2 separate regions of the Mus musculus genome follow, and region 2 is linked to region 1. The links are chromatin loops, found by intact Hi-C in ENCODE. Cell type or tissue: left cerebral cortex. All regions are shown on one strand. Region 1 overlaps Fam160a1 (family with sequence similarity 160, member A1). Region 2 overlaps Gatb (glutamyl-tRNA(Gln) amidotransferase, subunit B).

Evidence for each region. A loop is a pair of places that touch in the nucleus more often than their neighbours do. Peaks named below come from ENCODE experiments on the same cell type or tissue, not always from the same donor. Only the 100,000 strongest peaks of a DNase experiment are listed, where the experiment ranks them.
Region 2: it touches region 1 in a loop (2.5-fold over the local background); 7 of 42 quality-filtered maps call a loop at or near these places.

What each region holds. Positions count from the first base shown.
Region 1 is chr3:85,662,055-85,667,054 of GRCm38, reverse strand. It overlaps Fam160a1 (family with sequence similarity 160, member A1), which reads left to right. Exons shown (of 12, transcript NM_172682.3): 10 at 1,089-1,267; 11 at 1,564-1,702. Among named protein-coding and RNA genes, the nearest start is that of Gm40082, 48 kb to the left of the region's middle. In left cerebral cortex, CTCF peaks have their summits at 2,108, 4,380 and 4,584; DNase peaks (open chromatin) are centred at 4,430, 4,610, 4,760, 4,936 and 3 more places; H3K27ac peaks cover 5,000 bases.
Region 2 is chr3:85,593,747-85,598,746 of GRCm38, reverse strand. All of the region lies in intron 2 of Gatb (glutamyl-tRNA(Gln) amidotransferase, subunit B), which reads right to left. Among named protein-coding and RNA genes, the nearest start is that of Gm46809, 20 kb to the right of the region's middle. In left cerebral cortex, a CTCF peak has its summit at 2,934; no DNase peak of the experiment used is centred here.

The DNA of each region.
Region 1 (5,000 bases):
TGTCTGTTCTCACTTCTCAGAGACCCTGCTTCCTTTTAAGGGATTTAGCTGCTGGCAGAGTTCTGCATGAAGCATCTCGAGATGAAGTGTGTTTGTGTTAGACTCACGCTAATGGTGGTGAAGTGTTCATAAGGCGTGTTTATCTATCAAGGGCGATGTGCCTGTGCTATAAATATGCTGCAGCTTAGTGGCAGCATCGATGGCTCCACTGGGGGAAATGCACAATCGCCATCGATCTTGCTTAATGGAACACTTTTATGGCAAAAATTTAAAACATCTTCAAGTAATTTTATTAATTCCAGATTTATTATTTTTTTGTTTTCCTTGCTCTCAGTAAACCAACACATAAACCATATTAACTTGCTACCAACCTGAAGCAGAAACAGATTCTTTTTGCTTATATAGGTATCTTTTATAAACTGCTTTTTTAATTATTAGGCTTTTTTGTTGTTTGTTTTGTTTTTTTTTCTCTCGAGACCTCTATGTCACACTCGACCCCATTTCCTGAGACTGATCCTTCTTTCTCTCTGATCTGAAATGGAAAATGCAGATACCAAGTTGCCAGGAACAGCCAGGTCTCCAACCAGGACCTCCTCATTCATGCATGGACTCCTTCCCTTCCGACACTGAGGGAGAACCACTCAGGCATGTGCATAGGACAAGAAGTCCCTGGTCACATGTTGCTACTTGGTAAACATTACTCAACATGTTAGATATTCTCTACCAACACAAAGGCTTGTTGCTATGACACTTTCGGTGGCCTCTGACATCTGCATGCAGTCCATAGCATGGGGAGACAGTGAATTATACATTTTGATCACTGACAGAATCAGGACTATAGAACCAAAGGGGAAAAGCAATGCAATTTCTAAAAATTATTTGTTGTCTGAGCTTTTCAAGGTTCTTCATAGATTTCAAGGTACTCCAGGTGGTTGTGGAGTCAGGATGTCAACTCTCCTTTATAAGGAGAAGCAGACACATGTCCTCTGTGTCCACACCCTGGCTATGGCCCCTGTGACTTTGCAGTTCTGCGGACACTTGTCCCTCATGTCCAGCCAGCCCTGGCACTGTGTCTGTCCTCCCTGCAGGCCCATTCATCAGCGTGGTCCTGTCAAAGCTGGAGAACATGCTGGAGAACTCTCTGCATGTCAACTTGCTTCTCATCGGCATCATCACCCAGCTGGCCAGCTACCCACAGCCGCTCCTTCGCTCCTTCCTCCTCAACACCAACATGGTCTTCCAGCCCAGCGTCCGCTCGCTCTACCAGGTGTGTTACAGCCACGCCCATTCCTTCTGTCCTTCCCTTCCTCTCAGGACTTTGTTAACTTGGTTCCCTTCCCGTCCCAGCAGGCTGGCTGTATAGACGGTTCTAGACAAGCTGCAGTGCTTCATTTGGCTTGATGTTTTGAGAGTTCCTTACCAGGAACACAGGCAGTTAAAAATGAGCAAATGTCCAGTACCATAACAGTCCCTGTAATGAGGGATGGACCCGAAAGATGTATTGGTGACTGAGAGCAGACTCGGGCTGAGGAGTAATAGCATCATTAATGTGGTTTTTGACAGGTCCTTGCATCGGTGAAAAACAAGATCGAGCAGTTTGCTTCTGTGGAGAGAGACTTCCCAGGCCTCCTCATCCAAGCTCAGCAGTACCTGCTCTTCAGGGTGGACATGTCTGACATGGCCCCTGCGGCACTCACCAAAGGTCAGCCAGCTTTCTCCACTGTGCCTGTCTTAGCCTGTGCCCAGTCCCCCACATTTTGTTTGCAGGTGTTCTTGGAGTCTGGAACCTATATGCATCAAAGAACCTTTTTGTTTGTGTCCATCCTAGAACCACCTCTTTCTAGTGTTCTCAGATTTAAAAGGAAGTGCTCCTGCTCCCAGGCCTGCCCTTCCCCTCCATGGAGGATCTGGCTGCCCATCCATTTTCCTAACTGAGGTGGTTCAAGGAAGGAGCTGACATGAGATGTTGACAAACTGCAGTATATCAGCCCCCGCAGACTCCAGGGAGGCATCACGTGCACTCCTGGAACCATCTTTTGGCTGTCCCTGCCCTGCAGATGGCATCTGTTCTCTTTATTATATTTTTAGAGCATTTTGTACCAAAAACTAAACATGTTTCAGGACTCCAGGAGGCGGACACTGTTTGTTCGAATGAGGGTAAACGTGTAGTTTACCCTCAGCAATTCCTGCTTCGCTCAGCAAAGGGGAGGTGTTAGGTGGGTCATGGCAGAACAGAGAGAGGTGGGTGGCAGCGAGGTGTGACAGAGGAGAGCTGAGAATAGCCCGAGGCCTGGGGAGTACTGCTGCTTGGCCTGGTTTCTGGTTAGACAAATCTGATGGCCACTGTCTCCTGAGCTGTGACATAGGCAGGCCCTGGTGAGCACAAACAAGCGAATGTCCAGTATTGTTGTGGCCTACCTGGCCATGCTTGTCCAGGTATGGGACAAAGCTTCTGTGAGGCGGCTGAGCAGTGGGGAGACTGGGGCCTCCGAGCTAAGGCAGGTGACCAGAAACAAGGCTGGGTATGAGAGGCAGAAGCATGACTCTGAGAGAGATTGACACCTTCATAAGAAGCTCAGAAGAGCCCAGCACTGTGTGCAGCTACTGGCTCCTGTCTCTAGTGTCTGCTGTGTTATCCGGGTCACTTTGCTTCACTGGGTCTTATGTTCCTGTTTGTGGAGATGGGGCTAGGCACGAACCCAGGGCCTCCAGCAGGTTAAGCACACGCTACCACTCAGCAGTACTCTCAGCTCCTCTCTTGACAGTTAAAGGGAAGGTTTGCTCATCTCTCAGGCACTCTCTGGCCACAGCAAGAACTCTGATTGAGGTTCTTTTGGGGTACTACGCGGCAGATTTTAGAAGAAAGTTGGGCTAAGTACCACTGGTGAAATGAGGGGCCAGGTTTTAACTTGTTAGAATTCAAAAAGAGAAGGTAAGGCCATTGTGGGCGGGAGGGCTGTGTGCAGTGAGTGGGAAGGTGGGTCTCCACTCTGGGCTGTGCCCTTTGCCCAGCCCTGTTGCCTGGAGAGGAACGGAGCCTTTGTCCTGCTCAGCTTCTGAAGTCCTCTGAGTTAGTCTTTGACAGTCTGCAGCAGCTTTTCAGAGCCAGGCACCATTTCAGAAGCCAGCCCTGGCCCTGATGTGATGTGCACTTCCTTCTCCCTAGCTTTCCCTTCGGGTGCTGTGCATGCTTGTTGGGCCCTTTTGTAACTCAGGTGCCTGCAGCCAGAGTTGCTTCCCCAGTCAGCGTCTGCATTCTTAACTTCCTGGTGTCCCTTCGGAAAAGGCAGCCTCCTCAGGGAGCAGTTAAAAGGATCCCTGCTCTACAGCAGGAGGATGGAGAGGTTTCTGTGATGACTGAAGGGACCAGGTCATTGGCTCCTGAGGTTTAGTTACTTTCTCAGCAGAAAGGAGGAGAAGGAGGAAGAAAAGGAGGAGGAAGAAGAAAGAACTCCCACTCAAATACATTAAAACTACACAATAATAGTGCCATGACCCGACTTAATGTAAAGACTCCTTTAACTGAGCTCTGATTCTAGAAGGTGGCTAGATGCTAACCCATTTTACAGCAAAGGAAACAGCCTTGGTGATCCAGGCCAGGGTAATCACTCAAATCTGCCTACTTGTGACACATTGAAAGGCCATCTCCTGGTGGTAAGCCAGCTCGGGTCCACCCCAGGGGATGCTGGAACTGCCTGAAGGATGTCCCTGTAAGTCTTCGGACCCCTTTGCTGCTCTTCTGTGTCATGAACAATGATTTGTGGATTCAAGCTGGGCAGGCAAACCTTAGCAGTGACATCTCCAATTCACAAGTCACGCTAGATGTAAAAAATCCACAAAGAGCATGGTTTAGCGAGCAGGGTGGGGTTGAGTTGGGAAGTGGAGGTTAGGCGTGAGAGGCAGCTCTAAGGAGAACTTGAGTGTGGAGGAGTGGGGGGTTATTTCCTTGGTCACACATTCTGCAAAGTGTTGTAGGCTCCCTGGATAGACTGGCCAGGGTTTGTGAGACATTCTCAGGGGGCTTGGCTCTTGAAAAGAGCAGTGTGTGGCTGAAACCCTGTGCCAGCCTCCAGTGAATGGGGCAGGGACCCGGGCAGAGAGGGGCTTTCGGGAAGTGAGTGGCAGCTGAAGTGGGCCACATGCAGTCTAGTGTGGCCCCTGTGTATTGATACCTGGTGACTCACTTGATCATTATAGCAATGCCATGAGCTTCTGACAGTCAGAGGAAGTGAGAGCACAGAGAGGTGAAGCCACTTGCCTGGAGTAGCCCAGCTGGTAGGTAGGTCACAGAATCTGTGCTCTTAGCTATAGTCCCAGTGCCTCTGAAGCTTAGTAAGATGTGGGTGAAGGGAAATGTGGGGACGGAGCTGCAGGGGACGAGGCAGCCAGCACAGCATAGATTCCAGTCTGGGTGTTCTGATCCCCAGTGGATCCAGGCCAGCTTCCCCAGTGAGCTCCGATGGCTCGTGGGAGACCTGAAGTGTCTGAGGACCAGTGTGGGTGGGTCACCAAGGCTGACCTTGGGCCTCTGCATTGTTAATACCCCTGATGGGGCTAGAGGGAGCTCTGATAAGAGATAGTAGGAGACAGATTCTCAACAACTTCTCTGTGACACGAACTGTGATATGCTTTAATCCAAAAGGATATTTAAAGCAGCAAAGTAGAGGATTTTTTTTAACACTAAAGACTATAGTAGTGAGATGTAGAAAGTACTATAAATGTCAAGAATTTTTAGTGCCGTCGTTAAGCAACACTCTGAAAAGTGTTGAAAAATGGGGCTGAATTCTAAAAAGCAGCCAGAATAATGAAGAGCCTGGATACCGTGATTTGGGAGGGTTGATGGGATCATTTGGGGAGGGGCAGAGGTGGCATAAAGAACTCCTACAAACATATGAGGGCTGGAGAGCTCAGGAATCAGTCAGGGAGATTGAACCATTTTAATTAGGAGAACCGATTTGGTATAAAAATGCAAATCAGCTGGATGTGTTGGAACCTGGGCT
Region 2 (5,000 bases), 68 kb after region 1:
CTGAGCCTTTAGAGACTCCTCTTTGGTGTCAGGTATGACCCACGGCAAGCATGAATGCCCATTTGCCATGTTGTCTGCCTAGTAACCTGAAGGTAGATACTGTCATGTTATGTCTCGTTATGGGTACTGAAGGGACGCATCAAGATGAAGTAATTTGGTACACACAGTAAGACAAGCAGTGGGACTGCAGAACTCAGACTTGTAACCACTACCTCATCTCTGAATCTTCAAAGAGTAGAGGGAGTTAGTTTTATCTCTTTAAACTACATTTTCCATAACCTCAGAACAGCACCTCAAACAAACCCATTATAGGCCACTTAAGGTGTCCCCTGTCTCTGCTATTTTATTTCTTACCAGCTTCTAGCTCTATAGATCTGTTTCCAAAAGCTCAGCTCCACAGGTGCTACCTCCAACTTTCTGAAAGATTCAGTATACAGTCTTCAGCATGTGGGAGGTTTGCCGACAGGTGGGCTTGTGGAGTTTATAAATTAGCAGAGAATGTCCCACTGGTAGACTTCTGACACAAGAACTCATACTATGACTTCTCAGCTAGAAAGCTGATTCTTTCATCGAAAGATAAGGAGGTTGTGATAGCCAGAGTCGGGGATGAAATACACAGTGGATGGGTAGTCAACAGATTTCATGACTAAAGGTGAGACTGTGAGGATCTGAATCTAGAGAAGGAAACCAGGTGTGGCGGGCAGTAAACAGGGATACTGACCGGTTCTTAGACACATTGATTTGGCATGTCTGTAAAACAGGAGCAGCACTGCAACCATAATTTTTTATACCCTAAATTAAGTATACCCAGCTCCAAGGGCAGAATAAACAATCCAGAATCATGCCTGGGACCTCTAAGGAGAGGCTGTGATCCCAACATGGCAAAAGGTCTTCTAGTGTGGAATTCACTTAGCTATTACCTAAACACAGAAGTCCTGCTCCCTGAGTTCAACAAACTTCACCTGATGCACTGTCAGGCACATGTAAAATAATCACCAAATTCCTCAATACATCATCTCCCTCCTGTATCTGCTGGGAATCCGGATTCCAGGCAAACCCACCTGTAGTGGCTATTCCTGGTTGTCAACTTGACTATATTTGGAATGAACTACAATCCAGAATTGGAAGGCTCACCAGTGACCCTTATCTGGAGGCTTGGAGATCCTTATCTGGATCTTGGTTTGGAGATCTTGAGCCATAGTGGCTATGGATTCCAGAAGATTGAATCTCCGAGTTTAAGGAACACACCTTTAATCTGGGATTAAAGGTGTGGTGGAACTCACCTTTAATCTGGGCTACACCTTCTGCTGGAGACAATATAAGGACATTGGAAGAAGGGAGTCTAGCTCTTGCTCCTTCGCCTGCTTGCTATGTGAGACTGAGTAACTGCTAGATCCTTGGACTTCCATTCATAGCTGCGACTGAACAATTGTTGGGAATTGGGCTGCCGACTGTAAGTCATCAATAAATTCCTTTACTATCTAGAGACTATCCATAAGTTCTGTGACTCTAGAGAACCCTGACTAATACACCACCCTTCTCCACCAAGGCTCTGCCCCTTCACTTAGTGAAAGCCTGTCCTCGAGGTCTCCTCCTATTCTCCTCTCCAAAAGTAGCCTTTGTTAGAATCGATGTGTTCAGATACTTCCTCTGCTTAAAGTTCTGCTTTACTGCTCCCATCACCAAGTGCTCAGAGATTCGTCAGTCCCTAAATAATCCAGCTGAATTGGCCCTCTTGTCAATTACACCCACCCAGCACTCTTTAGTTGGCCACACTAGTGTGTTCCTCTGTACAAACTGCTGCTTCCAACTAGACCCTTGGATGTGTGAGCTCTTACCCATCACTACTCCAATGCAAACACTCCTTGGCTCCCACAGCCCTCGGAGAAGCACCACCCACTTCATAGGCTGACTTCTTAGGGGACAGTCGTATCATTCTGCTTGGTTCTTCTTTTGCCCCATCACCTAACTATAATACCAAACTGATTAAACATTAGCTAAGATGATGAATAACTTACCATTCCCTTTATCAACATCCCAATGATGCTAGCTATGAGATAAAAGCAAAGCTATTCTAGAAATGTATTGGTCAGGAAAAGGAAAATACTCTTAGCATGTAAAATAGAACAAATTAAGAGCAAAGATTTCATTACACAGATGACAGAAGGGTAGAGGTGTCAAAGAGGGTACACTGGGGCAACTAGGGGGAGTTCCCCACAGCAACAAGTCACCCCTATCCTAGGGCTGCAGGGACAGAGAGGAAAGGTGGGGCTTCTAGAGAATACCGGGAACATGATGGATCTGCATCCTAGGAGCTGCAGAGCTGTAGTCACAAAGCGCGCGCGCATGCGCATGTGCTCTCTCTCTCTCTCTCTCTCTCTCTCTCTCTCTGCAGGGAGAGGGGGGCTGGCAAAGGTAGAAAAGGGAAGAAAAGCACCCATTGCTTCCTTCCTCTTAGCTGCTATTTTCAGAAAAGCATCTTGTTGGTCAAACCCAGCTAAGAACCAACTGGCACTGGCCCTAGCTCTGCACCAGGAAGATCAGGGGAATGGCAGGCATGGATCTGGGTGCAGGCTTCAAATGTAACAGTAAGCACATACACTTCTCCATCCACTCCTATGACTCTTTCATTTCATAAATAAATAATAATAATAAAGGGCCATATTCTTGAGTCTGTTCAGCTAACACAAAACTAGAAATTCTGTGGCTTCGGTTCCTCAGACTGGAAGGCAGGAGTGATGGAGTGCTCCTATTTTATAAGGAACATATGTAGCTCCTCCACCTGGCTTCAACTAAATGAACTCAAATGGACAGAAGAAAGGTTTGCAACCTACTCAAATTAATTATCTAGGATTTGAACATTTTATTGGAAATTATATTAGTTATAAATGTAGTTCATTAAAACTGTCTCTAGGGGGCTGGTGAGATGGCTCAGTGGGTAAAAGCACCCGACTGCTCTTCCAAAGGTCTGGAGTTCAAATCCCAGCAACCACATGGTGGCTCACAACCATCCGTAATGAGATCTGACTCCCTCTTCTGGAGTGTCTGAAGACAGCTACAGTGTACTTACATATAATAAATAAATAAATCTTTAAAAAAAACTGTCTCTAGGACTCTATCCTGGAAAATAGCTGGGATGTATTTCAAAGGAAAAAATGCACATCTTTCAAATTTCTGCAACTCACACCATTCCTCTGGCAGCCCTTTACCTGGTCAGTCCATGATGCTGACACACATACTCTAATGAGTACCATCCTTTGAAAGTGGAGGCAACACAGCATGACTGTGTCTCTACTGAAAATCTAGCTACTCAATTATTAAAATAAAGACTATAAGGTGATGTCTCCCTAAAAGCCCAAATGGCAATTATTCTGTGAAATTTATGCTGTAGGTGACAAATCTAATAATTAGGATATAGCACGGTAAATGTTTTAATTTATGGAAAGAAAGAAATTAAAATTTATTAAGTAAAAACAAGGCAGTAAAATGGCCCGTTATTGCTAACCATAAATTTGTCTCAAAGCGTGAACTCGCTGATCCGTATAGACAGCACCTGTCCTCACCACTGAGCTCTTTTACCAAGCCCTAAACCAATACAGGAGCTCCCTGCTTCCTTAAGTAACCTCACTAAGCAGTCACTCGGTCAAGAGAGTTAGTACAATTAATACAAGAGGTCCCTCCTTTCATGAGTAACCTCACTAACCAGTCACTTGGTGGTGAAAAGAGTTAATTGGGAATCTGACCACTGGAAATACTGGTTGGAATGCTGTCATTGGATATATGCAAGGATACTCATACAGCTTACATACGTCTTCATGCTTAGCACAGGAAAGGAGAAAATTCCCTCTATTTAAGTCCCTCTAAGCAAGGTGGGAAATACCATATTCATTACACAGGCAAGCACTCCTGGGGAAAGATGGTGTGGTCAGGAGTTCCTATGGTCAAGTTTCAAGGCCCCTGTATTTCCAGTCATCTTGTACTAGCTCCACCCCTCACAGGTCATCAAGATGAGGGTAAGAACAATGCTTTGATCAGAAGCCTCATTTTTTTCTGCTGTCTCTGCCAACTAGCAAGCTCAGGCAGCCCAGCCAGCTCGCACCACTGCCAGCAAGCCTAGCTGTAGGCACTGGAGCAGACTCTCCTGCTCTTTCCTGAGTTACAGGATACTGAAGTCTGAGATTAATCTCTGAGGATTTAAGCAACGAAAAGCAATCCTGGGGTCAAGTGGGGAGACTGACCCCACTTGGGTTTAAAAGAAAAAAAAATGAGAAAGTACTGGGACGAGAGGAAGGGCTGATACTGGGTTGTAAAGAGAATAAGTAAATTTAATAATAAAAAATAAAAAATAAGAGTTCTCTCACAACATTGTCTGGTTATTTTGCTTTCATGTTGGCACTGGAAGTTGTTGGTTTAGTCTCATTCTTGGCCAGTTATCCCAGTTAGATGGGAAAGTCAGAGTGACTAGCAACCAGTAAAACACAAAACTGGGTATGCAGGGTAACTGGTTTCTTCCTGTTTTCTCGGGTCTTCAGCAGTTACTAATCTGGTATTACCCTCTGACAATGAACCGGATCTCAAAGCAGACTTTTCCAGAGCCCGAGACACAAGGTAAACTGAGTCAGAGCAACCTGGATTTGAACCTTGCTCTCACTGTGCTATTGCTTTATTTATGGCCTTTCCCAGTCACCTGACTTCTCCAAGTCTGCTTCCTTATCTGCTAAGGGAAGAATCTTTATTTTGCAAGACTGTTCCATACAGTGAAATGAAAGCCATTGGTAGATAACCGGGAATCCTGGCTTTAGAGAGAGAGTATTAATAAAGGCAACGCATGCATCAGGAGGATCCTTTGCTTGCAAGCTTGCTTTTAAAGGATACCCAGGGGGTAATGGGAAAAGGTTCAGACAGCTCCAGAGAGCTTTTAGCCTGGATTCACAACCCACAGCAAGGTATATGAGGGGGTCACAATTATATATTATGTCAACGTACTACTTCCCCTTAAG